Regions from separate parts of the Mus musculus genome. Here region 1 is linked to region 2. Evidence: chromatin loops called from intact Hi-C (ENCODE). Cell type or tissue: heart. All regions are shown on one strand. Each heading gives the region's core, and the rest is flanking DNA. Links, peaks and the distances in the headings are about the cores only. Region 1 overlaps 5430403N17Rik (RIKEN cDNA 5430403N17 gene). Region 2 has its middle 36 kb from the start of 5430403N17Rik.

Region 1 (15,772 bases), core at 4,181-12,180, 60 kb before region 2:
TCTCACTGCAAAGCTTCTTGCAGAACTGGCAAGTGGCCCCAGCCACTCTTCAATGTCCACATGTACAGATCATGAATTTGACTCTCAAGTGGAAGTCTCTTGCATCTCTCATTTTAGATGTGTGTTGATAATGCAATTGATTTCCACCTTCTTTGCTAGTCCTGTTACTCTACCCAGAGAAGGAAAAGGACTTTGGAAACTGTGTATCCTGAGCTCTTGTTCTGAACCTGAAAGCTAGAGACCCACAAGCACTCATCTAGACTCCACCTGGCTGGTGTTGTTTTCTATATAAAAGAAAAGGTTCGTCTCAAAGGCTCTGCAAACCTCTGCTGCAAACCTCTCCACTGGTTAGTCACGTCCCCATAGAGCACACAGGACCCTTCTTACCTAGGAGCCAGCCCAGGAGAATTTGGTAGCTACAGTCTATGGAAACTCTAGTGCAGGTAGCTTATGGCATGGTGAACTTTCCCAATAATGGATTAGGTTTATTATCAAAAGTTAAAACTGGTTAGTTCATTATCTATATGATATTTTATATAATTCTAAAGAAAATTTGCATTTATATTATTTAGATATATAGTATTTGTATACTAGTTATATATAAGGTGTACTAATTATACATAATGTTTTTCAGAAGAGCATTCTGAAACCTTTCAGGAAGTTTTTGTTAGCTGAAATTCTAAGTCAATTTCAAATAAATGAAAGTGCTGTTACCTTTAGTGTGTGCTGCGACTTGACTGTTTGCTAAGAACATTCAAGGACAATGTCCATAGTAAACAGGTGATTGTTGGTGCCCTTGTAGCTTTGCCTGAGTCTCTGGGATTATTCCCACAATTCTCCAATGCATTGGGATAACCTTTCTTACATTGTGTGAAGGTGTTTCTCTGTATTTTCAATTGTTATTTCTGTACCGGCAGAGAACTAAGTGCTGGCAGGATTCTCGTATAGTCATTTCTATGGTCCAGAGCTGGGTTTTCTGTTTTGTGAATATTTGCCCTTCTTCACCTGGCTCAAAGCAATCTAGAAATTGCATGAGGATGTCTCAGTACTGATTGGTTGTAATGAAGATCTGACAGCCAAGAGCTGGCCAGGAAGTAGGGAGTGTAACTTCCAGGCAGAGAGAATGAATCAGGGGAAGAAGGCTGAAGAGAAGGATGGGAGAATGAACACAGAAAGGAACAGAAGCGGACTGCAGAAGAGAGAAAGGTATAGAGCTAACCACATGGCAAGTGATGGGCAAGATATACATATATATACATATATATACATATATATACATATATATACATATATATATGTATATATATGTATATATATGTGTGTATGTATATGTGTGTGTGTGTGGTGTGTGTGTGATATACCATATATATATATCAATCATATACCATATATATCATATACCATATATATTTATAATATAAAAGGCTTGAGCTTTGAAGTATTAGAAGCTTCCATGCCATTATTTATACTGCTGGTGGGTTAGAGAAAATCCTGCTATACCCAAGGGAACGCCTTCCCATGCCAACAGGAAGCCTAGGCAGGTTGTGTTTCCCACTAACACACCTCTGACACCATCTCTGACATAGAAAAATAATGTTAATAAATATATTAGTCTCAGTAAAATAATCATTAAATTTATTTGTCACATGGCTAAAGATAAGGTTTGACTTTAAAAATCATAGACAATGCCCACCTTGCCAAGTCTTAGGGTCTTGAGTGGTACCAAGGTGTCCAGGTTTAAGTGAGATGGTAGCTATGGGAGCCGCACCCCCTCTGAGAACTTAGAGATGTTCTGGTCATTTCCAAGCAAGAGTAGAGTGGTAGAGCTAGGAGCAATGCTGTCATTGGAAATCAGATTCAGAGTCACCGAAGCAGGCACTGAGCCGTATTTGAAAGGTGACAAGACCTTGCTGGGTTTAACAGAAGACTCTAAGTCATGTAACAGTAAACATAAATCCAGTTATACAGCTAGGCATCTTGGTGTTGTTCATTTTGCCAACAGGAAGACAAAAACACTTAGCCTTCCTTGCGTTTGTCTTTTAACAGAAGGTAGTAAATGAAAAGCTCTAGTGGAAATAATATGCTCAACAGACTAACAAGTGCCGCGCGCGGTGTTGCGGTCGTGAGAGAGGAGATGACACGGCGGTGTTCAGTGCCATCTGCAGAACCCCACCTTTGACCCCGAGTTCCATGTTAATTACGCGACTTCTCCTCCATGCAAGCCTTTTGCAGAGTGGCCCTCGTGCCTACATCCTCACCCACTCATGTCTCTCCTTGCTGCCTCAATTAGCTGTCTTGTGTCCCACAGAAAACAATGACTTCCTTATCTTTTACATCCTATGACTGATTGCCTGTCTTGGGAACACAATTTGGCACCACTGTCTTCCTCCTTGTTCATGAAAGTCTAGGCTCGGTGGTTATCCTGGGCTTTTGACAAAGTGCTTCCTTCTCCACCAGTGCCTAAGCTCTCCTGTTTGGCTACACCAAGAGTTTCCTCCTTGGAATTGTTGGACTCTGGGTCCTTCCCATCATTTAGGGGCTCCCCCCAATGTGCTTGGCAAAAGGAGTTGCCACTTCATCCCAACAATCTTTCATTGTCCCACAGGAGCTAGAGCCCTGTGACACTGTCTATCTCTTACATGTAAATAGCTTGCCCCTGTAGAAGGAACATCTTGTGAGGACAGAGACTTAGTGATCCTCACTGGGCCATTTAGATTTTATCAGCTTGACACAAACTGAGTCACCCGGGGGAAATGGAAATTTCAGTTGAGGAATGGCCAGTAGGCAAGCCTGTGGGGTCATTAATGATTGACAAGAGAGGGCTCAGTTCACCGATGGCAGGTGCTACCCCTGGGTTTCTTTTTGTTTGTTTGTTTGTTTTGTTTTGTTTTTTGAAACATGGTTTTCCTGTGTAGCTCTGGCTGTCCTGGAATCCACTTTATAGACCAGGCTGGCCCCGAACTCAGAAATCCACCTACCTCTGCCTCCCAAGTGCTGGGATTAAAGACTTGTGCCACCACTGCCCAGCCCCCTAGGTTTCTCAAGGGCAGGTGATTCTGGTTAAGAGCACTGGCTGCTCTTCCCAAGGACCTGGGTTCAACTCACGTGGCAGCTCGAAACTGTCTGATAGCTCTAGCTCCAGGGAATTCAACATACATGCAGGCAAAACATCAATGCACAGAAAATAAAAATAAATAATGATAGAAAAAGAAAAAAAGAAAAAGAAAGAGAAAGAGAAAGAGAAAAAGAAGAAGAAGAAAAGAAAAAGAAAGAGAAAAAAAGAAAAAGAAAAGGAAAAGGAAAAGGAAAAGGAAAAGGAAAAGGAAAAGGAAAAGGAAAAAGAAAAGAAGCGGAACAAGCCACGGAGATCAGGAGAGTCAGCACTGTTCCTCTATGGTCTGTGCCTCAGTTTTCAGTTCCTGCCTCCAAGTTGGCTTCCTGCCTTGGCTTTCCTTCCTGCTGGAGGGCAGCCTGTGAGCCAGCTAAACCCTATCTTCTCCAAGATGATTTGGTCATTGCCAGTGCAGAAATTTGGGGATGTATTCAATAAACACATGTGGAGTAAAAAAAAAAAATTAAATTGTTGACAATCAGCTTTTAACTTACTTGTTCTCCCCCCTTCTCCCCGCTTCTCTCCTCCCTCACTTCTACCCCCTTCTCCCTCCCTTCTCCGTGTCTGTGTGGATCCGTTTCAGTAGGTCTTGTATGTGAAGCTGTTTGTTGTGGTCTAAGTATTTTAGGTTCAATGCTTTGGGTTAAAAATACTTTGAAAAGTCAGCTCCGGTATTTTGGAAAAGTGGAATATAGCAGGGGAGGTAGGCACATGAATACATTTTCGACATTATGATAAGATGTATCTAATATAGTATTTATTGTTTTAAGAATTTGTGAGTACGGCACTTGCGATACTAGATACATCTATATGTTGTGTATCTTTACACGAGCCTTTTGTTATCCTTAGCATAAACTATACTTTTAAACAGTAACTCCATTCGACCCTGCCCCCTTATCTCTGCTGGTCTTCCTTCTACTCTCTGTATTTATGAATGTGTATCAAAGGACTTCATGTGCATCAAAACCCACAATATTTGTCTTTCTGTGACTGGTTTATTTTTGCTTACAATGACATCTTCAAGAATGTCCCACACTGTAATATGTTTCAATTTCCTTTCCTTTTTCTAGGCAGAATTATATGTTATCACAGACATCGAGTTTTTCTATCCATTTACCTAGAGATACGTACTTGAGTCTCTCTCTCTCTCTCTCACAGTAAATGACGGTACTTCTTATGGCTTGAATATGGAACGCCATTCACAGGCTCCTGTGTTGAAAATACTTGGTCTCCAGCTCGTGGCATCGTTTTGGGAAGTTGTAGAACTTTTAAGGATTAGGTCAACCTGGGTCCTTGAGGTTGGTCTTCATGGGTTATACCCAGAGTCCACTTTGAGCTGGGGCACTCTGTCTCTTAGTCAACACTTCAAGAAACTTCCAGAGCAGACTCCCATCACTTAGCCTGGCCATGCCAGCTGCATGCCTCCCCTCTCACCATAGACCCTCCGAATTATGGGCTATAGTAAGTCTCTGTTCTTTTACGTTGCTTCTGCAAGGTGCTTGGCCACAGTGATGTGAAAGTAATTAACGCAGTACCCAAATGTGTGTGCACGCACATCAACCTGAGGCCTTTTGTTTCCAGTCCTTTTGATTTCTGCAGAAGCACAGAGTTGCTGGACCATAAGGAAATCTTGTATTCAGCTTTTTTGAGGAGCCAAACCGTTTCTCACAGCAGCTACACCAGTTCAGAACCTGGCCATAATATTAGAATCTTCAGTAGCGCCTCTGAATTCATTGTGTTTCCTTACGTCTGTCTCACATGCATGTATCCACCCAGCCCCTTGAGCTGGGTATTCTAATATTATATTGTGCTAGCTAGTTTTACATCAATATAACACAAACTTGAGTTATTATCAGGATAGTAATGAAAATCATGTGCTTCTATGGATAACATTTTAGGTTCTGGACCAAGGTACACTGAAGTTATCTTCCCTTAAGGGAGGAGTTTCCCCCACGCACCCCACGTTTTAAGAGAGGTGATGTTTGCGATTTTGCTTCTGTCGTGCTGGAAATGATCCCCTGGCATGGGTCAAAGACCATGACAGCATGGCCTCATTAAATGTCAGCAAATCCTGATGTGTCTTTCTTGGTGTACGGTCTCTGCTTACAATTTTCTATGGGCTGCAGATCTCAGAGCGGTGAGAAGGGAATGAAGGCCACATTTCACAGTGATTTTACAGAGCCACGGAGCTATGCAACATGATACTCAGCTTACATATGTGTTCAACAAACAAGAATATTACCATCATTATTTGGGATCAAGGGACATACAAAATGCCTGGCAGAGAGTAGACCAGGTAACATGGAGAGGATGAGCCTGCGCCTGCTAACTCATGGCCCAGATTTCCCAACCAAGCTTAAGGAATGGAAAAGGGCTGAAGCTCCTATAAGCTGGAGCTCTGCAGTGTGGTTCCTGCCTGGTCTTTCTGGCTCTATCTCCTGAACTGAAGCAGTACTTCATTACTTTGAATGCCCAGATAGCTTTGTGTGACTTGACTTTCTTTGTTTGTTTGCTGTTTGGTATCCACCCATGCTGGCTAATTTTATTTCAACTCGACACAGTCAAGAGTCCTCTGAGAATGGAGGGAACCCCAGTTGAGGAAATGCTGTATGATCACGCTGCACCTCATTTTCTTAATTAGTTAGTGTGGGGGAGGGGAGGGCCCATTCCATTGTGGGTAAGATCATCACTAGGCTGGATGTCCTGGGTTTTATAAAAAAGCAGGCTGAGAAACCCATAGAGAGAAAGCTAATAAGCAGCACCCTTCCATGGCCTCTGCATTCAGGTTCCTGCCCTGCTTGACGGCCTTCTCCGACTTCCTTTTGTGATAGACCATGAGAGTTCAAGTGTAAGACAGATAAACCCTTTGCCCTACAACTTGCTTTTGGTCACAGTGTGTGTCATCACAGCAATAGCAACCGGAAGGCAGAAGTTGGGATCAGCATAGTGGGATAATGTGAGACACCTGGCCATGTTGCTTAGGGGGGGATTGTGGAAGGATTTTTGAAACTTTGGGCTAGAGAAGCCCAGAGTATTGAGATCTCCGTGGGATGTTCTATAGGATCTTGGAAGATAAGAGTGTTGAAAGCAGTGCAGATGATGGAGGCCTGGCTTGTGACGTTTCAGAGGGAAGCAAAGATTCTACCAGGCCTTATGTGTTAAGAATCTGTGGTTCTGGTCAGATGAAGCTGAAGAATTCTCTGTGATTAACAAAAGACCAAAACCACTAAAGACAAACCTTTACTTTGCTGGGACAGTGGATGCTGGTAGGCTGGGGCCAAAGAATCAGCCATGATTAGGAAGAGGCCAGCATCGTTGAGGTGAAATCTGGGAAGTGTGTCCTTAGAGTCATCACATGCCAGCTGTATTCAGAGGCAGCCAAGGTTCTGCCTTGTACTGACAGCCAAGTTTGGGCATGGATGAGAGTCACCCCGGTGGTACTGGGTAGTCATGAGGGGGCCACAGAGAACAGGTGAGGCTTGCTTGGCACTGAGTCCAGGAGAGGCCATTGGTGAAAGTGCAGCCTCAGTGGCAGGCGAAAGCCTAGGAATGAAGAGACCATGAAGAAAAGTTGAAGCGTTGCAACATTAAGAAAGTCCAGGAGAGGCTGTTGGTTGCAGTAGAAGACCCCAGCATTTTGGAGATGCCAGTATCATGGGATGACCACCAAGAAGAGCAGCCATGGGTCCTGGCCAAGCTTACAAGATAAGCCATGTGTGCTACAGAGGGCAGAGCTGAAGAAGTGACCCAAGGCCCTGGGAGAAGCCCAGGATGTTGTGAGTGAATCCCAGATACTGCACATTGAATTATTTATACTGTTGGAGTACGGCTTAGCTTTGCTTAGATTGTGACTGTGTGCTATTTTTTCCCTCTTGAAGTAAGAAAGTATTTAGCTTATTTTATAGGAGTCCACAGTTAAGAGACTGTTCTTAGACAAGATTTTAGATTTAAAAGTGACCTTGGGGAGCTGGAGAGATGGCTCAGTGGTTAAGAGCACTGACTGCTCTTCCAGAGGTCCAGAGTTCAATTCCCAGCAACCACATGGTGGTTTACAATCACCTGTACTGGGATCTGATGCCTTCTTCTGATGTGTCTGAAGACAGCTACAATGTACTCATATAAATAAAAGTTTTATATATATATATATGTGTGTGTGTGTGTGTGTGTGTGTGTGTGTGTGTATGTATAAAGGAGACATTGAATTTTACAGAGATAGCTCTTAAAGTGTTTGAATTGGTAAAGACTGTGAAAATTTAAGTTTGTAACATGTTTTATGTTCGTGATGTTTATCTATCTGAGATCTTGGGGATGAACCACAAAATGGAAGGGTTGTGTCTTAAAAGCATTGTGTGTCAATTGACAAAGGGCCAATTGTGTTGCCTAATTTTATGTCAACTTGACACAGATGAGCGTCACCTGAGAGGAGGAAACCCCAGTTGGAAAAAACGCCTCCATCAGATCAGCCTGTAGAGCAAGTTCTTAATGACTGATGTGGAAGGACCCAGTCCATTGTGGGTGGTACCTTCCCTAGGCAGGCGGTCCTGAGTTCTATGAGAAAGCAGGCTGAGCAAGCCCTGGGGAGAGAGCCAGTAAGCAGTCCCCCTTCATGTCCGCTCCATCAGCTCCTGCCTCCGTGTTCCAGCCCTACCTGACTTCCTGACTTCCTCTAGTGATGCGGAAGTGTAAGCCAAATTAACCCGTTCCTGCCCAGGTTGCTTTTAGTCGTGTTGTTCCATCGTTGCATTAGTGACCCTAACTGAGACACCACCTAAACACACCTTGCATCAACAGTAACTGGGTTATAGATGGCTCTAGAACATGTGACAGGAAAGCGGGAGTGAGGCGTTGCTCAGCATTACCCGGTGGATGCCTGTGCAGTTCTGTTACTGGCTTTAGGTGAAAGGTATTATCGCTTACATCTCAGGACCCAAGCTGTTTGTGGCCACCGGGCAATAGAGGGTTTGTGAGGTTTCGTGGAGAGTCCGACCGGGCTAGATGCTTAACCTTAGACTCCGGGTCCGCTCAGCTTCCCTGGTATCCTTTTGGGCTTTCTGACCTGTCTTCATCACTATCATCAAGTAAGTTTCGGTTGCCTTCTTCAACCTACTACTTCCTGTAAGGCCCACAAGGGCTTTTTATGAAATTCCTTGGTGGTGTTATTCTTTCATCTGCCAGCAGGTGTCAGCACATCTCAGGGAGTAAAATACCCTGTACCTGGCTGGGTACCTGTTCTTTTGTTAACTAAATTTGGGTGGAAAGAGGTGGGAAATCGTGAAGAAAATTATCACAGCACCAGCATCAGAGTGCCCGGGCTGCTGTTAAGAGGCAGCTTCGTCTCCTCAAATCCTTTCAGAGCTTGAGATATGTATACCAGGGACAACTGTCATTTTGGCTGCTGAAATAATTCATACTCAGGACCATAGGTTATTTACATGTAAAAATGAGGATGGCTGTATAAGTACCTCACAGAAGGAAGTGTGAGGAAGCAGACTTACAAAAGTCAGCCATGTACCTCAAAGCACAGAGCGGTAGGTGCTTTGCTGGGGCGACAGGTCACTTAATAATTAGCATTTTGATTGACTGCCATGAATGGAGCTGGTCAGTTAGGGTCCAAGAAGATACATAGAGGAAACCCTTGCTAGGTTATAGGAAGTCCTCCCACCCCCACCCCCACCCCCTGCCCCTGCCCCAGGTTCCTCTGAGAAAAGACTCCTTTGGAGCGTCCTGGGACAATCTTTACTGGGGTGACCCAAAATACAGACAGAAGCTGGAGAACCAGCAGAAGTTTGTAATGGTTTGTTCCCTACAATATATGTCTTGCTTTGGAGAGAGAGGAAGGAGGGGAGAGAAGGAGTAGGAGGAAGATGAGAAGGGATGGAAGGGGATGAAGAGAGGAAAGGGGAAGGAGAGGAGAGAGCTCTTTCAAAGGTGTCTGTTGGGGTTAGGGCAGTGGGATGTAATTTCCAGTAGAGGCAGGGGATCTGAAAGCCTCAGGTCTGTTCTGCCCCGCCCCCTCTTCAAGGATAGAGCTTGCTCACTGTTCTCTTCTACTGTTCTTGCTAGTGGGGGCATCGCTCCAGTCTCTGCCTCATGCCTGTTGGATCTTCCGCTGCCTCCTTCTTTTAAGGACAATGTGACAACATCCAGGGCATACCCAGGTAATCCAGTATAGTATGACCTTCATTTCCCAAGATCCTTTGCATAATGATCCCAACAAAGATGTTCTCGCACAGGTTTCACAGAATAGGACAGGGTGACTTTGGCAACTGTTGTTCAGCTCCAACAATGGGAACTGGAGGTTTTGATTTATTGCTAGACCTGGAACCAAAGGACAAGGAGGGAAATCACCTGAGAGATTCTGCCAGCATCTCTCCTTCTCTGCCAAACGGGGCATGTTCAGAGCCTTGCAAGAATCTTTTCAGCTCAGCAAGCATGGGATGGGAGAAGCATTGGAGATACGAAAGCCACTGCCATGGAACATGAAGCCTTCCAAAGAGGTGCACAAGATCTGCAAAACTGGAGAAGCATTTATGGCAGAGAACTGCAGTTACGGCAAAGATCCCTTGCAACTGCTTCATTCTGCCATGAGCAGAAAGCAGCTGCAGACAGCATGCGTGCCATGCCGTGGCTGTGGCTCCTCTCCAGCACAATTTCCCTGCATCACTTGCTAAGAAGGGTTTAAACCCATGCTGGCACCTCGGGGGGCAGGGGGGTGGGGGGGGAACAAACATCCCCCAAACTCTGAAAGAGCTATTATTTCCAATAAGTGCATCAAAAATGAATGTGCTATGGAACACAGATAAAAGGAAGCCTTGAACCATTGGGGCTGGGATCTAGTTACACTTATTTGTGTAGGAATGCTTTATCTACACATATGTGCAGAAGAGGCTGTCAGATGTCCCGGGACTGGAGTTATGGATGGCTGTGAGCAACTGTGTGGGTGTTGGGAATCAAACCCAGGTCCTCCACAAAAACAGTGCATGCTCTTAACCGCAGAGCCATCTCTCTAGCTCCTAATGATGGATTCCCTTGGAGAAGCAGATGTCAAGATGGAACTCTGTGTGTGCTAGAAAGACTGGAGGAAACGGTGCAGGAGAAAATGCTCTGATGTAGCTGTGACGCGGTAAAAGGTGAGGAGGAGGCAGTGTTGGAAGGCAGCTCTCAGTCTGCACAGCGGCACTAAGTCTCAGCCCGGCTGTCAGGAAGCCTCCGAGCAGTTGCCATCACAGGATCCCCACACGGAGCAGGAGTAGCCCGGCTTCCACATCCCTACCTGTTCAGTTGCTCACTGGGATCCCACCAGGGGAAAGATGACTCTGAATGAAAACCCCAGTGGGTCAAAGGTGTGGCAGGTGTTGACTACCCACCAGCCCTACTTCTTGTATTGGATTCCAGCATTTCCCAGTGATTCACATGAAGTGGGAATTTCTGGTTTCATGGGAGACCCAGTTGTGTCATGGGGTGTTTCTCTGGAGACAGACAGGTGTTTTTCAAGAAGCTGACTGGTGAAGCGAATGCTTGAGAGGGTACCCGATTTTGGAAGGAGTAGAGATATAACCCAACAGACAGTGGCTGATGCTCTGACATTGCTGGTCTTTGTTGGGCTTCACCTTTCTGCTCTGTACTGACAATGCTGTGGCATTGGTTCACCTCACTTTCTTCACTGATCTTTGTTTGTTGTGACTTCGCAGAGAAAGATGTACCAAAGGTGGTGGTCTGGTTGCTTCTAGCTGCGTCCATGGACTTGGGCCCATTGGCAGAGTCTTGCCGTTTCTTCTGGACTGAGCAGCCATTGTTGGTTTCTGAGTGGTGATTGCCATGTGGACTGGACTGCAGCTGCTCGCTGCTGGTTCAAGTTGGTCTTTTGCTAGTGGACTGGACAACTGACAATTGCTGTGCTTTATAAAAAGAAAAAGAAAAGAAGGATATGTTTGGTTGGGGGCGCAATGTGGTGTAGGGGAAGGGGGTGCCTCTGCAGACCCGTGCTGAGGCATTCCTACCCCCTGAGGGACCAGCCACAGGACAATATAGAATAGAACTTATTCAGGGAGAGGAGTTGAGAGAAAGGCAGAGACAGACAGAGAGACAGACAGACACAGAGACAGAACCACATGGAGAGAGGGGGAAGGGAATGGAGAGAGAAGGTGAGAAACAAGAGCAAGAGCCAGCACAAGAGAGCGAGGAGGGGACAAGCAGTCCCTTTTATGAGTCAGGCACATCTGGCTGTTGCCAGGTAACTGTGGGGCGGAGCCTAGATGAAATGCCAACAACAATGAAGATAGAAATGGCTCCAAAGAATTATTTCTAAACAGGTCCACAATCCCTGTTTCCAATTCACCTCTCTCTTCCACTACCTCTGGTGGGTGGTGGGTTTAAAAGGGAGATTAAAGAATTTGAGAACCCTTACTAAAGTAGGTTTTGAAAAACATAAGCCTACATGCACATTCTTTCTAATAGGGTTCACCTAATTATCTGATCACTTATTCAAAAATGTATCAAAGGGCTGGACATAGGCCATTCAGTAAAGTGGCTGCTGTGTAGGGGTGAGACCCTGCATTCAGACCTCCAGCAATCATGTAAAAGCGGGCATTGGCTACAGTGCATTTGTAACCCCAGAACCAGGGGGAAGCAAAGGTGGGCGGATCCCTCTGGCTCCTGGGCCAGCAAGCCTAGATGGATGGAGGATATCCAGTTTCAGTGAGAAACCCTGACTCAAAAAACAAGGTGGGGAGCGACCACGGAAGAAACCCAGCATCCAGCTCTGGCTTCCATATGCACACACATGTGAACACGTACATACACCACATAAATAAGCAAATAAACGCTATGCCAGAAAACTCATAAAATCATAAATGAGCATGTCGACTTTTACTGAGGAGCTGGGGGCAGAAGGACAAGAGATGAATTAGATCATGATTTTCAACCTGTGGGTCGAGACTCCTTTGGCAAACTTCCGTCTTCAAAAAATATTCGATTCACACAGAAGCGAAATTAAAGTTATAATGTATCCATGAAAATAATTTTACGGTTGGGGGTTTACCATAACCTGAGGTACTGTATTAAAGGGTGTCAGCAGTTGAGAACTGGCTTAGATGAAGAGGCAATTAATTGGCTCACAGGACAGCTCAGAATCTGAGTCTCTTGAGCATACTGGACCCCCAATTCTCTTGCATAAAATGTCACCAACACTATCTTCCCACTTAGAATTGCCAAAGCAAAGCCAGAATCTGGAGAGTCCGGTCCCCAACTCGGCTACTTGCCAACCAGGTTAGTCTGGTAAATGTCATCTCTATAAGTAAAAAGCCATTACCACCCAAACATCGGGTCTTAGTTCACAGTGTTTCCCTACAGGGTTTGTTGTGCTTCTCAATAGTAAGGGATCAGCATGAGGAGCTAAGGAAAAAAAAAAATCAAATGTTGACTACAGAATTCATTGAAGGCTGAGGCTGTAGCTCATTGACACAACGCCAACCCAGCATACGCAAAGCCATGGGTTCCGTGCCCAGGTCCCTCCACAAGAGGGACTACGTTGAGTATCATTATTAGTAGATATCACATGTAACTAACTCCCAAATCCCCACTACAACAGTCCGCAGGTGGGGCTCCTCTCAGCCAGCTGTGTCACAGCACCAAGGTCTCGGGTGATTCATGGTTTTATTGGTGTTCATGGTCCTCCTAGGAGACTACCCATCTTCCTGGCTGCCAGCCCCCCCTCACTGAAGAAGGTGGTTTTATTTCACATTGTGCCTGCAGAGATGTCACCGGCCATGCCTAATTGAGTCCCACGTGCCCTTTATATTTAAGTTCCATCATTAGTTCACAGACAATAAAAGAGAAGAAAGCGCTGTAATAAGACCGAGGTAGAGGTGGTAGTTTTGACAGTTGGATGGAGAAGTCACCTCAGTATAACCAGAGTCAGTGGGTATCCATACAACCCGAGATTCTGTCATTCTAACAAATGGCCCGGGCATTGCTAGGGTGCCCTTGCCTGGACTAACAAAGCTGTAAAATACTTGATTTGTTTTTTGTGAGGCCGCTATGTAATAGTAAACCTTTTTCTCAGAAAGACTATTCATTTCACACATAACAATCAGGACGGTACGAGCTCTGGGTCCCTCGCCTACCTGAACACACTGTAAGTTTTCCTGTCAGTGCGAACCCTCCAAGATGATCTTGCTGAAGACATTTTACACGGCCATTAAACCCGACATGTGGGGTAGAAACAAAACTCAAAATCCTGAGGAAGAAATGACAATGACAGTAGCTGTGGACAAGTTTGCGCACGCAGGCATTGACAAGTGAGCCGCGCGCGTGCCTTAGGGTCACATGCATGCCGGGAGGGTAGATGGGGGCGAGGGGTGGGGGTGTGGTGGACAAAAACTGTAAAATGCTCAAGATTAGAGGGTGGATTCCAATTTTAGATCAGGCATGTGAAGAGGTAATTTAGAGGTAATTTAGCATTTTCGAATCAATGCTAAATGCAAAGTCATTCCGTCTTTCTGATTCCTGGGCTTCCTCCTTTCCTGCTTCGTTCTCAACTTGAAGTATCAGGGACCGATTGTACCGCTGGAAGGTGGGGAACTGGCTTTGGGTTTTAGGCAGTGAATTACGTGCCCCACCCTGCTCTCTCCAGATTCCTGCCTGAGTCATCCCTACAGCTCTCACCTCCCAGCTCCTTGGAGGTTCTCTGCCCTGAGGATGCCAGTCACTTTCCAGTCAGGCCACTTAATCAGCTTTCTCAGAAGCCCCAGTGTTATAATTCTTCCTGGATTCTTCCCTGGCATGGCAGTGTCTTCCTTGCAAAGTGGGTGTCCTGCTGGGATGCTTGTTGCTTTAGTAATGTGCTAAGCCTGGCACATGGTGGTCGTCTGGAGAATGTCTACAGAGTGCTCTGCAGTGATAAGCCACCCCTGGAATCCTCCAGTGAGAGAGGATGTCTGGTTTTGAGGAGACAGAATTGCACCATTGCATCACACAGCTGGGGGAAGGGAAGGTGGCCGAGCAGTTCCCACTAGTTATACCAGGAGGTTTTCTCACCGTGGGCCACATGATCACCATTTGACCTGGAACACGGTGTCATTGGAAAGAGGAGACAGGATAAATAAACATACAAAGAATTTAAACCACAGTTCCCAAAATATTTTCTGGGCAGAAACATTTCATTTTCCAGGGTTCCCTCCCTCCTCCCAATTGTTTTATTGTACTAAAACAGAGAGATAACATTTATTATTGAAACCATTTTTAAATAAACGGTTCAGTGATGCTAAAAATATTCATAATGTTGTGTAACCACGGTGGCTACCCACCTTCATAAGGTTTCTCATCTGATAAAACTGATGTTCAAACGCCACTAATAATAACCCCCTGGTTTCCTCTTCCATCCCTGGTGAACATCTTTACACTGTCTGTGTAATTGTCTTCCCCAATAGAAAAAAAAGGTTTTAATTTGGAGATCTGTACCACTGAACATTTATTAGAAGTTGGGAGATTGACATGAAATAATTGTTCCTACTTAATCTGGTGCAGTGTGACATTTTAGCATTTTTGGCATGCATTGAATAAACACTGATCTAATCAAGGTAATTAATACCTCCCTGTCCTTATCATTTATTTATCTTTGGAAACCTGGAGCTCCTCCTTCTAGGGATTTTAGTATGCACCCCCTCCATGACTCTGCCTGTCCTGTTAGACAAGCACACACCTGCTTTTATCTCAATGGTTCTCAGCCTTCCTAATGCTATGACCCTTAAATACACTTCTTCATATTATCGTGATCCCCAACCATAAAATCATTTTTGTTGCTGTATCATAACTGTAATTTTGCTACTGTTATGAGTCCTAATGCAAATGTTTTTGAAGATAGAGGTTTGCCACAGGGGTCTCGACCCACAGGTTGAGAACTACTCTTTTATCTCTTCCTGAGCTCTGTCGTAAAACTTGGACAGAAAGCATTCAAACAATTCTGGGGTCAGATGCCTTATAGAGTCTCTTTGCTGTATAAACTTGGGTCATCATCATCACTGTGAATCTTAATGAGGCTAACATTTATAGCTAGCGATCCCCTATCTGGCTACAGCTGTTTCCCTAGAATATTTTAAGAAATATGCTGTTCTGTTTCAGTGTGTTCCACGACGTCTACACATGTACTAGATGGCTATGACTCCTCCCACATTGCATATGGGTGTCACACTTTTTGACATTTGTCCCACTTGGGAATTGTTTCGTGGTGACTTTAGCTTGCTAGTGGATGACTATGAAACAGTTTCTTCCAGCTTACCAAGTAGAGCAGGTTGGTTTGTGTTTTGTGTCCCTGTTGAATGATTCTTGTGGAGATGAATAATGGGAAAATATAGCAAGATGAGAGCAAGTCAACTGGACAAAGAAAGGGATTAGATGTGACGAAGCATTTGCAATTCTGCACATACGGGTTATAGGGTTCAATGAGGTTGAAGAATTGATGTAGGTTGGTTTGAAACTTTAAGACATTGTTGGATTGTTGGACTACTACATTAGAGATTCAGAGGAAGAAGAGAAACCCAATAAAAAGCTTTGTTAGAAAATACAGAGTAGCCTGGCAGTTGTGGCTGTTCCTTTACAAACCTGTCTATCCCCCCACCCCCACCCCAAGAGAAAAGAAAAAAAAAGGGAAAGGAAAGAAAA
Region 2 (15,772 bases), core at 4,866-12,865:
GCCATGGATGTGGGCCATAGTCACCACAGCTCACTGTGGAGCCCTGCAGCAGGGAGCAAATGACAACTCTTCCTATTCCCAGAACACCACATCCTACCATGACCCATCCAGTGCACAGTCCTTCGAGGCCGCAGTACGATGTCAAGGCTGTGATGTCAGAGCTCCGCCCATGGTGCTGACTTCAGAACCATGTGATTAACATTCCCATCAGCCCTAGCTCACTGTTCTGACTCAGTGTCCGCCATCTTGACTTTTCCAGGCTGCTGCCTCTTCTAATCTTTGACCTGTCCTCATGAAACAAGTGGAGAAGGCACTCGTGTTTGTCAGCATTCTGTAAAAGGACAGAACCGATCGAGTAAATACATATGTATGTGTTTGTGAGTGTGAGTGTATGTGTGTGTGTGTGTGTGTGTGGGAGTGTATGTGTGTGTGTTTTTGAATGTATATGTGTGTGTGTGTGTATATGTGTACAAGAGTATGTGTGACTCTGTATATGTACGTGTGTGTATGTGAATGTGTATGTGTGTGTGAGAGTGTATATGTATGTCAATGTGTATGCAAATGTGAGTATGTGTGTGTATATGTGGGTGCATGCATGAGTGTGAGTGTGTGTATGTGAATGTTCATGTGTATCTGAATATGGGTGTGAGGGAGTGTGTGTGTATTGTGTGCTAGAGTGTGTGTGAGACTATGTATGTGTGAGTGTGTATGTATATATATATATATATATATACATACAAATATATATATGTATATATATATATACATATATATATGAATAGGTATATGAAAGTGGGTATGTATGTGCATATGAGTGTGAGTATGTATATGTAAATGTGTATGTGTGTATGTGTGAATGTGTGTGTATGTGAATGTGTACATGTATGCATATGTAGTGAGGGCGGGATTTTATTTCAGGCGGCAGTACAACAATGGAAAGACCAGGGCTTTTGTGGTCGTCCAGTCCATAATACTGGATGTCTCAGCAGTCTCGATCTGGTGCTAGAATTACTGAGGATTCTAGAAAGCTGCCGGTATTCAGTCTACATTAGAATCCCTAAGAAATAGGTTCTAATCTTGGTGAAGGAGTGGCTTGGAAACAGGAAGAATGATCCTGCCAGGAGACGTGAGGACAAGCAGGGAAAAATGGAAAGCTTCCTTGTCCCATGTCCATTGATGTGGGTGGCCACCAGAAGGGGTGGGCCAGATTCAGAGCAGTTCTTCCCACTTGAGATAATCCACTCGAGAAAGCGCTTGGGTTCTGGTGCCTTTGCAGACGTTGAGTTGACAACTGGCACTGGCCTTCACAGCACTCCTTTTCTCCCTAGTGCCCTTCTGCCTTCCATTCCAGGTCACATGTCCTTATAGCTGGGACCTTTGTCGTTTCTGCCTGTGGGATTTTCTTGACATTTCCTTCCTTATCTAATTCCCTTTCTATTCTCCGAACCACCTTTAATCAACCGTGCCCAGGCTCTGCCAACGGAAGACGTGTTTATTTTGTATTAACTCAGATTGGGCTGAGGAGGGAGGTTAGGTGCCAAGAAGGAACAAAGTTCAACTGCAAGGTTCTAATTGCTCTTGCGTTTGCCATCATGGGACTGCAGACACACTCCTCGGAGAGTACTGCCTTCTGTAGCATCTCCAGGGCATTCGCATGCTTTGCATTTTGTTATTAGATTTGACAGGAACTCTGAGATGGGATCCTTACGCACAGACATGTGCTATTAAGGCCCAAAGATAGCTGGGACAAACCAGTGTTATTACTGATCATATTCTGAGGCTAATGACAATCCTTTCCTGATTTTAATAGTCTGTGGCTTCAGAGTGACTCATGATACAACCCCTGCTTTACGTGGCTAGTTGTCTTGTGTGGTTCTGGTTTTTGCCACTTCCCTTGGCATGTCCAGGCACTGCTGTACACCAACTCCAGAAGGATGAAGCCAGCTGAGCGAGTTCAACAGTCTTCATCTTCCTGTGGAGTGTCTGGCCTGATGCATACCAGTTAGGGAAAGAATGAAGCAAGGTTCAGAGTGGGGATAGGGTGGGGTGGAGGTGTCTCTGAAGATTTCAGTGTTGCAGCTCTTACAGTGTTATAGCTCTTTTAGAAAATAGTTCCCTTAGACAACAGTCAATGAAACAGCTTGTGTTCTGTATTTTGGAACAAGGACTATATAAACCTTGAAAAGTGGGAACCCAGGTTCTGGGAATACCTCATTTGCATAAAGAGGCATTCTAGGGAGTTGAATCTGTAATTTCACCAAGGATTCCATGACATTCCTCAGGTAGAGGGTAGGGGTCAGACTCCATAGATAGGGCAGAAGAGTAAACCCTGCTGGAAAAGGGAGCTAGCCTGACATGGTAGACTGAGACCTTAAGTAGCAGGGGTTCCCAACTGTCTTAAGCACAGTCTGAGTTATGTTCATAAAGGCTTCAAACAGTACTACCTCAGCCTGGAGCCGCATGGATCCTTCCTTGCCCTGTTACCACTGAGCCACACACAGGGCTGCTTCACATTCCTGGCCTGCTTAGTGTATATCTGGTACTTGGCTAAATGGCTTTACAGGGAAGATTTCCTTTAGTCTAATATATATACACACCACTATTATCCAGACATTAGAGATGTGGAATGGAGGTTGTGAATAGCTCTAGGCTCATGCTGCTAAGAAATTGAGAATAGAGCCGAGTTCACTGTGTTCCTCTGGGCCTGAGTTCTTCATCTCAGCTCCACATGGTCTTTTTGCATGTACGCTGGTTTCTCCTGTTGGCTTCTAGAGTCTTGAAGGTAAGAGGCATGACTTCCATATTTCATACTTAAGTACTGAAATATGATAGTTACATGATAAATACTTGTTCAACAATAAGTCTCTGGATAAATACTTGAATGCATTCCAGACGAGCGCCTATATCAGAGCTAAAGTTTTTCAGATAGTACGGCAGCCCAGTGAGTCGGTGGAGAAGCCCCTTAGTGGTTAAGAAGACCAGCTCCTCTTCTAGAGGATCCGGGTTTGATTCCCAGCACCCTCATAAGAGTTCACAACTGTAACTCCAGTTTCGGGGTATCCAATGACCTCATCAAGCCTCTGCGGGCACCAAGCATGCAGCACACAGACATCCATGCAGGCAAAAATCCTCATGCACACAAAGTAAAAATAAACACATCTAAAACAAAAATAAAGAAATGAACAAATAAATAAATAAATGAACGCTCAAAGAATTGGCCAAATGAGACATTGGCCCAGACGCTTGAATGTGGCCCAGTTTGCTGAGGAGGGGACTTTTGTTCAGCTTAGGTGAGGTGGACTTTCCTGAAAATGCCCTTTTTTTTTTTTTTTTACTGCTGTTGTTGAGTGAAAATACATGAACTAGCCACCTATACTGTTATTTTATTATTTCAAAAAAGAAAAAAGAGATTCAGGGCAGTTAAAAAACAGAAGATTCTAAGCAAATAAGATATATTTAAAATAAGTTACCATATATGGAATGACTTATAGGAAAGGAAAATATTTTCCCCCTGAAGACAGACTCCTAGTAATGAATGAATCATTAGATATTTCTAGGACCCTGTGATAAAGATCATCCCTGTATATTTTTAATATCTTCTGCTTCTCAATTTTCCTTTTAAAATAACATGGCCCTAGATATTTATCTTGCTGGAGTGAACCAATTTTATGGGAAAAATGATTTTTTATACTTACTTATTTGCTTTACATCCCAGTCACAGAAAAAAAAAGAGATTGTTTTAAATTTCATTGGTTATTTTATTTATTTACATTTCAGATGTTATCCCCCTTCCCAGTTTCCCTTCTACAAACCCCTTATCCCTTGCCCCAACCCCCCCCCCACCCTGCCCCCCGCCTCTATGAGGGTGCTCCCTCACCCACCCACCTATTCCTGCCTCACTGCCATAGCATTCCCCTACACTAGGGAATCAAGCCTTCACAGGATCAAGGACCTCCCCTCCCACTGATGCCAAATAAAGTCATCCTTTGCTACATATGCAGCTGGAGCCATGGGTCCCTTCATGTGTACTCTTTGGTTGGTGGTTTAGTCCCTGGGAGCTTTGGAGTGTCTGGTTGGTTGATATTGTTGTTCTTCCTATGGGGTTGCAAACCCTTTCGGCTCCTTCTGTCCTTGTCCTAACTTCTCCATTGGGGTCCCTGCTCTCAGGAGGGGAAAAAATAGATTTTTAAATGACTTGGCTGTTCAAACTGTCTGAGTGTTAGTGGCAACCTGGGTACCTATAAAAGACTGTGATTGCTTAATTACCAAAGTACTTAAGTTTTATCTTAAAGTCCTTTTGCGTTCTAAAAACAAAACAAAACCACAAAACAGAAAACAAAAACCAGTTTCTATGAATAGCTTCATGAGATAAAGTAATGAAAAACAAACTCTTGAATGAACCCCCTCCCACTTCCCAAATGAGAGAAAGCAAAGAAAAACCTAGTCCCTACCTTCTATGACTCTTCTCCCAAGAGGTCTCTTTGAAGTAACTTTCATTCGTCTGTCTTCTGAGGTGGTAATTGGTCAAGGTTAATAGGCTGAGTGAGAGGAATTTACAGTTCATCTTCGGGTGAATATTGAGGGCAAAGGGTGAGCACAGACTTTAAAGGTAGAAGCAGCATAGGAGATGGGTTCTGTGGTCGCATCCCAAGGGAAGGGACCTTAACCTTGGCTGTCTCGTAAAGTCACCTGAGTATCTGGGATGCAGTGATATCTATCAGGCAATACCCTAGGAGATTCTGGTTGACTTTTACTGGGGAGGAAGTTGAAGCATCCCAGGGAATTACAAAAGTAGAGTCCATCCACCACGGGGGAGTTTCCTGTAACCCAGAGTGACTGCTGATGGTGTAATTTAGAAATGAAGGTGGCCCGTGCCTTTGCCTCAGAAAAGGAACCCAGAATGAAAATCTGGCAAAGCATGGGTCCCCACTCCCAAAGTTGGTGGTGATCTACTAGTGTCCTCTAGACCGGAAGTCGTGGGAGGACCTGGGTCAGAAAAGCTGACTCAGAGTAAACCTTTGGAACTGAACTCAGTCTGCTTTCTTACAGGATTCCCAAGTGACTCACTTATACAGTGGTGTTGGAGAAGTCTGACCCAGACAGCGACCGGATATAACAGAATAACTAAGGGGGAAAGGCTTGCCTGATGTGGGAGACAGAGCCAAAGCCAAGATCGGCTTCTGGTGATAACTGGCATGTCTTCATAATAGCCTTGACTCCTGGACATTCTCCTGGATTAGAAAGTACCTGTAAGTCAGGCCTTTCCTACCCCCATCTTATCTTACCTTGTAAGGGCAGCGCAGTGTGTTTGTGGCTGGCGATAGTCCGCCTGACAGGGATCACTCTTATCACACATTAGGCCTAACTAGAGATTATAGGATTGACCAGCAGTGTATACAAGTCCTGTGAGAGCGCTGTGGTGTGGAAGCACGGAGTTTAGGCTAAATGTAAACACATTTTCTCCAGGAGCAGGATATACAGGAGTCAGGAATGTAGTCTGAAATCCTTTCTCCAGAGGAAGGCCCATTTTCCCTTTTCCAGAGAAAAGGTGCTGGAAGGGGGCGGGAGGTGGGGTGCAGGGGGCATAGGGCTGGGAGTTGGGGCTGAAGGGAGGAAGGGCGGGTTTGGGGGAGAGGGACTGTCAATCACCAGCTGGTCCCCTCTCAGCCTTTCTTTTCTCACCTACAAAAATGCAGAGAATAATAGTTTACAATCAATTTCAAAAGACCATGTAGGTGTCTGGAGCGGGGAAGCACAGCTGAAGAAGTCTGTGTGAGCTATAATATTCTCCACACCTGAGGAACTGCTTCCCCTAATATTAACTGGAACTCCTGGGGACCCTCTCTTAGGGAAGCCAGCTTTGTCTCCTGACCTGTCTGGGGACTCTTCTGATTGCTGAACTGGGATTTGACGCACTATAACAACTCTTATGCCGCTAAAACACAGGAAGAGTCTGATACCAGGCAGACTTCTAAAGGTTGGTTTAGCAAACTCAAAACCAAAATAAAACACAAACCTCATCTTTGTTTGCTTAGGTTCTTGTCACACATTTCATTTCACCATTTATTATGATGAACATTTTTGTGTTCTTAAACCTTACTTGAAAGCCAAACTTTTAATTCCCAAGAAGTTTTTACACTATGGGGTACATGCTATGCTTGCAATTTTGACTCATTAATATAACTCTGTAGTGATTATCCTTAAAGTTAAACATAAATGTGAGTCTCCTTACTTCAGTGTACATTTATAGCGATAGACTTATTGAATTAGAGTTTTCTAAGGCGTTTTGAACATAGTTTGTGACATTTCCAGCCGTAAGTGACGGTTTATCCTACCCTGGTTTCACTGTGGGGAGGTGTGTTGGGGTGTTGTGATTAAAAGGCAAAAGATAATAGCTATGTGTTGTAATTTGTAATGAATTGCTTTGGTTATTGATACGCATTCATGTAGTCTCTCCCTCCCTCCTTCTCTCCACAAAGAACACCCATGAGATGGCTCAGTGGGTATAGGTTCTGTGACACAAGCCTGCTGGCTTAATCTCTGTTTGTCACAATCCACTGAAGGGTGGAAAGAGAAAACTGACTCTGATGTCCAAACATGTGTTGTGACATGCACACTCTCATGCATTCATGCATACATACATAAGAACAATAATGTTTTCAATTAAAAAAAAATGAAGTCCCACTCCTCTTGGACGCTAGCCAGTACCAGGGGCTTGGTGGGAGCAGAGTACAGATTAAAGGGACTCAGTATGGGGTTGTGTGTGGCCTGTGTTGGGTCAAGGTCCGAATGGGGTCATAAGGTCACAAGGTCACTACACTGATGTTGCAACTGATATCCATTCCAGGAACTGTCCGTTTCCTTCTGGAAGTTTTGTTTCACCCTAAATATTACTTCTGTGTCTGAGAGAAGCAATGGTTGGTCCCTCAATGTGGGTTTTCCTTGGAAAACCAAAAGCAGCCATGGTCTGTGGCATCCTCAATTCAGGCTTTGTATCTGAACCAGCTTGGTATTAGAACGCACCCTGAGAGACACTGACAATCCATGAATTCTTAGAGTGAACTTTCATTTGAACGAACTTACAAACCTTAGAACAGAATTGAGAAGTAAAATGTGAGCACAGAGTATTTAATTTTATCTTAACACTAACTAGACACAAACACACCCTCGATTCCTAAGGCTAGGAAGGGCAGAGCAAAGGTAGGGTAGACTGTGACTAAGGGCAAATTAGACGAAAGGCACGGTTGGCTCATGCAAATGTATCTGCGCAAAATTAAAGCATTTGACAACAGTGTCCTAGAATCGAGGAATAGCTTAGGTTGACTGTTGTCAACCACGGCTTAACTCTTGTCTAGTTTGCTACAGACAAATCCAATGGCTTGTCATTTTAATAGGATCAAAATCTTTCAGGAGCTCCTTGGTTCTTTGACTTCAGTATTGTGGGGCTTTAAAGAGCATCTCTGGAATACAGACCTGCTGTCCTCTAGTTTAGGTGAGGTGTGATGACAGAATCACATTGCATGTGATGTGCAAGATGTTGAAATTTTCCTGCCCTCATTGAGAATCCAGTACTGAACATTCCTTATCTGCTTTGCATTCAGAACATGCATCCTCTTACTTAGTCTACACACAATAACTCGGGGTCAGTGTCAATTATTATTATTCTTTCTTTCTTTCTTTAACTGAGTGGATGAGGCTCAGAGATTGCAATTCAGTAACCCAAGTGTGGTTTACAAGGCTGCAAGTCCAGACAAATAAGCAAAGCCTCGTTCTTTGTTCTCCATGAAGCAAACTCAGTTATGTGCCTGGAAGCCTGGATTCCATGCCCGGATCTACCAGTGTCTGAAGACAACCGAGACTCATTCTGTGTTTCTACATGACGTGATACCTCCTTCTCCAAGTCATTGAGTATCTTTATAAGTAACATTATTCTAATTAACTCAGATGTTCTCCATTTCATACTACTACTACTACCAGATTCTATTTCAATCAGTCACAGTTGGTTTTGTTTGTTTGTCTTTTGGTTTGCTTGTTTGTTTGTTTGTTTGATGTTTGCTTTTGGTTTTTGGAGACAGGGTTTCTGCCTGGCTGCTCTGGAACTCACTCTGTATGTAGACCAGGTTGCCCTGGAACTCACAGGGATCCATGTGCCTCTGCTTCCTGAGTGCAAGGGTTAAAAGCATGTGATTTCTATGTTCTTGGTCCTTTTCTCCCAGAGTATGGTACACACGCCAGAGGCTTTGCATCAAGCCCTTAGGATCATGAAGCTATAATGTATTTGTTTGAGATTTCTGGAGATTTTTGTTATTGTTTGACTTCAAACACGAGGGAGAATGAAACAGATAAATCAATTACAGTTTAACTCCAAATTATCCTCACTCTAGCAAATGTGTGTGTGTGTGTGTGTGTGTGTGTGTGTGTGTGTGTGTGTGTGTGTGTGTGTGTGTGCCAGTGCACAAAAGAAAGGCCATGTGGTGACTACACTCTTCTGGTGGATGTTATCAGACCACAGCCCAGAGGGGAACCAGTACAGTAGTTCACAGGCCATTTGATCAACACGATTATGGGTGGATCTGTTTTGTTCCAAAAGATGAGAGCGGGCTGAGCTTGGCTTCTCACCTGTGGTCCTGAAAGCTGATAAACACTGGTAAACAATAGAATCCGTTAACTGGGCGTTCTCCTTGATCTCAGGATGCTCTGGCCTCACAGTCTTCCTCCGAGGATCCCAGGCACAGTTGTGTTTGTTTGCTATGAGCTGAAGCTAGGACGCTTTCAGCTTCCTCAGGAAATCTCTAGAAATCTCATTTCCCCTTAAAAAAAAAAGCAAGCCAAGAGATTCATATTTGGTATCAAAGCTTAATTTTAGCCAGTGCATGCCTATAATCCCAGTACAGGATTGAGTCAGAGGCAGCCTGGGCTACAGATTATAGTGAAAGACTGTGTCAAAACCACTAAGTGAGCATTATATGCAGTTGTTAGAAATGGATGTTAAACAAAATTTTGAGCTGAGTCCAATCTTATCCAAGAATGGGGTTGAGCATGCTGACCTAATTAGAGCCCCCAATGTCCATCTCTCTCACAGACTTGTGACATAAGACAGAACATGTAATGTTTTCTTTCTTTTTTTTCCTGTTGCTTTTAACATTATCCAACGAGATAAACAGAAGCAAGCATCACCATTTTAGGAAATTCCTGGAGATGAATGTAGCAGCAGTCAGACACGGTCGCTGATGGGAACACAGGCAAGTCTGTGTCTCCCATTATCTGTCACAAAGGTGATTGGCGTCACAGATGCATAATCTCACAGGGATAGCTGTACAGCTCCCAAGGAATGAGATGCCCTGGAGAAATGAGTGCCCACAGGAAACAGCACCACCAGCATCCTTGAGTGTAATTCTGACTAAGCTTTTTTTCTCATTAATCATCGAACCGAGTCTGTGTCCGGATCCAGGCTACAGTCAGTTGCAGCATACATTCCTGGCTGTGATAGGAAGGTCTGGGCCAGAGACTGTGGGAAAGAGTCAGCTTGTACCCAGGCAACAGGGTCAGGTCAAGAATTCACCTCCTAGACCCCTTGAATATGCAGCCTTTGTGCTAATAGTTCAGACTGGTAGAGAACACTTCCAGGGAAGTTCCCTGTTCGAGGGAGGGCCAGGCTGTATGGTGTGTGTGTGTGTGTGTGTGTGTGTGTGTGTGTGTGTGTGTGTGTGTGTGTGTGTGTGTGTGTGAATCCCCCAATAAGGGAGTGAAGTCACAGGACCAGTGGCTGTCTGGGTTAGTGTTCCATTGACAGTGTTTGCAAGTCATTATCAGGGGCCTCCAGGAATCCATGAGGACACACTGTGACAAGGTAGCAAAATTTATGTCAGGAACAAAATGGTGCTAAAGTCCTTAAGCAAGAGTACATGGAACACATGAAGTTATCTTACCTCCTCTTTCTTTTATTGCAGCTAAGAGAAGCGGTGGTGGTTTGCCAAGGTAGAGCCTTGTTCCGACTCCCATCAGCCTTTGCTCTGGGTCTGAGGTTTCTCGTGGCACTGCCCAACCATAGAAGACTGAATTAGTCAGGACTTGAACTCCAGACATGAGTTTTCCCTCCCCTTTGAATTCCGGCAGTGATTGCCTTTGTGCCCTCGTCTCCTGGTTGCATCGCTCTGTCTCAGCATGGATTCTTTGCTCTGCTCTGCCCTCCCATCTGGCTCTGATGTCCGATGACTGTTGTGACTGCTGGTGTCCTGGGACATAGAGTGTTTTTTCTTTGCTTGCCTCTTTCTTGCCTTTCTTTCTTTTTCCTCCCCACCCCCTTTGATATTATTACATATTGCCAGGCTGATCTTAAACTCAGATCCTTCACCTTCAGCTCCCCAAGTGCTATGATGAGGCGTGTACCACCACCCTTGACAAATGATACTAACTCATCTCTGTCTGTCTGTCTAATCATATCTTTCATCTATCTATCTATCTATCTATCTATCTATCTATCTATCTATCTATCTATCTATCTATCTATCTATCTGTCATCTGTCTGAATCTGTCTCTTCTATCTCTGTCTCTCTGTTTTTCTGTCTCTCCATATATATATATATATATATATATATATATATATATATATATATATATATATATATATATGGAATCCAGAGCTTTGATTATGCTGAGTACCTCACAGCCAGTGTAGCAGGAAGCACAAGTTAATGGCACATGGTTCCCGTTGCTTAGTCCAAGTTGAAAGCTACTGTGCCCCGAGTGCTTGTGAATACAGGTACACACGGACATGTCCTGCCCTCTTCTACCCACTGTTGGCAAAGGTCAGGAGTTGCTCAGCTAAGAGTCCAATGTCCTCAGAGGAAGAGATGGGCTCTAGGAAACCAAAGAGTAAGCGAGTGGAGAAAACTCCACAAAATATGGAATGTGAAGCTGAGTGTTAAAAGGGGCCTCTACAACAAGGTGGTGACAGGTGACACTCAAGTCTTAGTAATCTAAAGCCAGGTTTTCCACACCAGACAAGAGCAAAATCCAGCATCAGTAAACAGAAGCGTGGAGAAAGTGCCTTAAGACAGTATGTGTGTGTGTGTGTGTGTGTGTGTGTGTGTGTGTGTGTGTGTGTGTGTGCGTGTGCATGTGCGTGTGTGTGCATAAGCACTCAATAAATAGTAGTTGTGAGGTCAAAGGTTAGAGTAATAGCATTTGTGTTCTACCTGTGACTAGGTGATCGTGCCCCTTAGAGAAGCCCCCCCCCTCTCTGTGTGTGTGTGTGTGTGTGTGTGTGTGTGTGTGTGTGTGTGTGTGTGCGTGTGTGCGCGCGCTTCACCATTTTTTCATGTTAGGACACGGAGAGTTGAAAATCAAGTGTTTTGATGTCCTATTTCCTGCATTTAGATTTCAGCCCTGCTATTTGCCAACTGCATGGCCGTAAGAAAGTGACCCTGTCTGGGTCTCACATAGTGGGTAGTAGACCCTCTGCATGGGGTGTTGTCTCATCATGGGGATGATTATTGGTTTTGCCTGCTCTTGTCACTACTGTTGAATTTCCTTCTGGCTTCTTCTTTTTTCTTGGCAAGACCTTGTTCTGCAGATTGCACTGGACTGGACTGGAACTCACTATGTAGCCCAGGCTGGCCTTACGCTTTCGGCAGTCCTCTGTCTCACTTTCCCAAGTACTAGAATCATAGACACAACACACCACATCTGGCCTTACAATAGAATATTTATCTTGGCTTCACCTTCATAATTTCTATTCTTTTCACATGAGTGAAAGCAGTAAAAGATAAGTACCATGACTGGCCCAGAATCATAAGCTGAATTTGTCAGTAAGCTGAGATTTAAAAAGGCAGTCTCTGAAGATTCCAATCAAATATATCATCAAAATCTCTTCTACCTACAACTTTCAAATTAGCTCCTGCTTGTTTGAATCTTGGATACATTGGTTGACTGACACATAGTATCTCACTATGCATGCTGGGTAGATCTAAACTTGTGATCTCCATGTCTCAGCCTCTAGAGTGTGTGCCGTCCTACTTGGCCCGAATTGCAGTAGATACATAAAACAATTCATTCTCAGAGCCAGGAATGGAGGCCCATGCCTGTATCGCTCCCAGAACTCTGGAGGTTGATGCAGTAGGATTTCAAGGTCATCCTGACCTGCATAGCAATACTTTGTGCCAAAAATTAAAATAAAATTAAATAAACAAGAAAATAAAAGTGAAAGTGATTAGCAAAGGCTTTGGCTTTGGCTTCACCTCTCAAGCACTCCAGAGCACAGAGGTAATGCCCCAGGATAGTTGCTGCCAGGAGCATGCATATTCCTTTAAGTCTGTTTGCTGACTATATTGCTGATCTACAGAAGGCAGGGACTTTCTTTTTATGGAAGATCTGATTCTACAGTGTTCAACACAAAAGGCCACGGGGCAAGAGAGAGATAAATAGTCTCCCTAGGGCTCAGAGCTAAGATTTTCCTGGGGCGCTTAAGCCAAGAAGAGTTGAGTTCTGGGTGGATGGATTTATGACTTTCTGCTTTCTGTCATTTGGAAAGTCGCTCCTTCAAGCCCTACACTTCTGGTCTGCTCCCAAGTGCCACCAAGGGCTCCGACCTCCTAGTCAGCCAGCCAGTGGACCCCTCAGAATCCAAAACCCTATTGCGCTAATACATGGAACGCCAGTCGCTATGTAAAACAGAAGAGTCTGGAAAGGACAGCTGTGCCATTTGTGGAAAAAGAAAGGCTACCTGTGATAGTGAAAGGGGAGTTTGTAGCGAATAGTCCTGTGACTTAGGGTTTTGAAAGTCATCCACAGGATTCTTTTTTTTTTTAAGGTTTATTTATTATTATACATAACTACACTGTAGCTGTCTTCAAACATACCAGAAGAGGGAGTCAGATCTCACTATGGGTGGTTGTGAGCCACCATGTGGTTGCTGGATTTGAACTCATGACCTTTGGAAGAGCAGTCAGCGCTCTTACCCGCTGAGCCATCTCTCCAGCCCCACAGGATTCTTTATCAAGGAGAAAAACATATGACCCCCCTCAATAAAAGAAGAAAAGCACCAACAAAATTCATGGATCATCTGTGACAAACCAGGAGTAAAAGGCACTTCCATCAATCTGTGAGAAAATATGCTGCTGACATCATTCTAAGGCTCTGAGCATCTTCTCTGATGCCCAGTGGTACTGATGGGACACAGCGGGAAGAGGAGGATGACACAGGCCAATCAGGGTCCCCCCAGGAGACTACTTCCTATGCAGCAAAACCCAAGAAGTTCCCAAATGCCTGGCCATCTGGTCCCTGGTCACTGGGGGCAGGACTGCCAGGACATTTTTCTTTCTCTGAGCTGGTACTGGGGTTGATTTCCTTGCTCAGAGGTTTGAAAGGGGTGGGGGTTGTTTATGATCTGATGCATTCTGCACACTGCCCTCTCTCTGCTTGGATTCCCATTTTAGGGACTGTTTACCCAGTTAGAATCCTGCCAGCGGATTTGTTTTTGTAAGAGACTCTGAATCAATGGCATCTTTGGTGTGTTTTGGTTACCTCTTGTCTAGGCGGCATTTTGCCTTTTCATTAATTAGAGGATCCTTGGAGACGAGTGGAAAAAATAAAATCAGCTCTCTGGGGTGCTTCAAATTGTGTCACTGATGGTAAGAATATTTGGGAACTATGCAGGGCTAGCATGTTCCCTGGCTACCCTCTCCTAGAGGAGAGACTATAATCAGGAGGTTTGGGGTGTTTAAACTCTGCAGAGAATGAAGCAGAGAAGTATTTGTTCTGTTAAACTCGATTACTTTCAAAAGATCTTCATCAACAGGCTTCTCTTTCTATGGTTTTAAAACAGGTTGAGCATTACTACTTTAAAATCTAAAACCCTTGGAGTACCAAGATGATGCTTACAAGTGACACCACAAAGTCATCTGACTTACTATATAGGGTTGACTTTGGGCTATGTGTGTAAGGGGGAGGTTTAGGAGACATAATTGAATTTCAACTTTGGATCCCACACCTTTTGAGGTAGCTCAGTATGTCTATGTAAATACATCAACATCCAAAACCCAAAATCCCTTCTGGTCCTAAGCATCCTGGTTATGAGATACACAGTTTCTCCTCTCCTTCTGATTTCCCCAGCAAGGGTGATGGCTGTATCGTGTCCCCACATGGCAGGGCAAGAACCTGGAAGTTTGCTTTCTCAATCTTCCTGGGCTTCCACTCATGGTGATGGTCATCAGGGCCTATAGGAGGACTTTCCTTTATCTATTCTCTTCAGTGCCAGAAATACTTCCCAGGCTGAGGCGTTTATTGCTTCTTGCTTAGAGCATTGCTGTTGATCTTAACTGCCTTCCCTATTTGTAGCCTCTGCTTTCTACTTTTAGTTGGGTCTCTCCATTGTATCAAGAACATTGGTCCATCTAAGAACAAAGATCTTGTGACTCGCTTTCTGCCATATAGGGAGAGCTATACTTGTCTTCCTCTCCACTCACTTCATGTTTCCTGAAGGACAAGGATATTTCTCTTATCTTTGTAAGCCTCTCTGTATTCTTACAATATTTAGCACTTAGCAGTCATTGATCAAGACTTTTGTTGGCTTTTATCTAACTCTCCCTGTGATCACTCTAGTTATACTCTGTAAGGTCTTGCCTGGACTGCACTGGTAACGGTGTCATCTCTCCGTTTTCCAATAACGGAGCACTGTCTTCAGATCTTATGACAAGTTAAAATGAGGGGGAAGGATAGGAGGCAAAGCTGATATTCTTCAGTTCTTCGTAATCTATTTTACACTTCTCTCCGTTCTTGGATAACAGGCAGTGTGCTCTCCTGGCGTAAAATATGGAATTGTGAGAGCACTGTGGACCTTAGATGTTTTCTGGGGGACAGAACAAGGAGTGTTGGTTCCCAGCCTGCTGTCTGCAGCCCCACCCGAGTGACAGTGGCTTCACTTTAGACTCAGCTTTCCTTCTGCTGGGGTTCCTAAAAACCATTTTAAAGTTATTATATTAATGACAGAGAACCTAGGGTCTTGTAATCCATAGGCATGTACTCTGACCATCTAGAAAATGATATTTTAGTATCTTAATTTTAGGTGAGGTGCTTTCACACATCAGTGTGTCTAGGATTTGCCGAATAGACAGAAAGCTTTTTTTTTTTTTGTCTCAGATCAAACTGGTTTCTTAAAGAAGGGAAAGGGAGCTAGGTTTTATGATCATGGGAGTAGTGGAAATTTTTTTTTTAATTAATAGAAATATATTTATTTGAAAAAATAACTCACTAGTAACATTTAAGATTGTCTTGTGAAATATTGAAAAAATATTTTAGCTATTGTCAATAAAATTCTAATTTCCTTTATTGTCAAAATTCTGATTTGTATCTTTTTTTTTTTTCCTCTTTTTTTTTTCCATTTTTTATTAGGTATTTAACTCATTTACATTTCCAATGCTATACCAAAAGTCCCCCATATCCACCCACCCCCACTCCCCTGCCCACCCACTCCCCCTTTTTGGCCCTGGTATTCCCCTGTACTGGGGCATATAAAGTTTGCAAGTCCAATGGGCCTCTCTTTCCAGTGATGGCCGACTAGGCCATCTTTTGATATATATGCAGCTAGAGTCAAGAGCTCCGGGGTACTGGTTAGCTCATAATGTTGTTCCACCTATAGGGTTGCAGATCCCTTTAGCTCCTTGGCTACTTTCTCTAGCTCCTCCATTGGGAGCCCTATGATCCATCCATTAGCTGACTGTGAGCATCCACTTCTGTGTTTGCTGGGCCCCGGCATAGTCTCACAAGAGACAGC

What was found. Peaks named below come from ENCODE experiments on the same cell type or tissue, not always from the same donor. Only the 100,000 strongest peaks of a DNase experiment are listed, where the experiment ranks them.
Region 1: a loop joins it to region 2, with 2.7 times the contacts of the local background. A loop is called at or near these places in 2 of 42 quality-filtered maps.

The regions. Positions count from the first base shown.
Region 1 is chr8:35,852,131-35,867,902 of GRCm38, forward strand. It overlaps 5430403N17Rik (RIKEN cDNA 5430403N17 gene), which reads right to left. Exons shown (of 3, transcript NR_046181.1): 3 at 11,955-14,175. Among named protein-coding and RNA genes, the nearest start is that of 5430403N17Rik, 23 kb to the right of the region's middle. In heart, for the core only: a CTCF peak has its summit at 8,284 (motif pointing right); no DNase peak of the experiment used is centred there.
Region 2 is chr8:35,910,993-35,926,764 of GRCm38, forward strand. No RefSeq gene overlaps it. Among named protein-coding and RNA genes, the nearest start is that of 5430403N17Rik, 36 kb to the left of the region's middle. In heart, for the core only: no CTCF peak of the experiment used is centred there; DNase peaks (open chromatin) are centred at 5,069, 8,679 and 9,379; H3K27ac peaks cover 1,431 bases.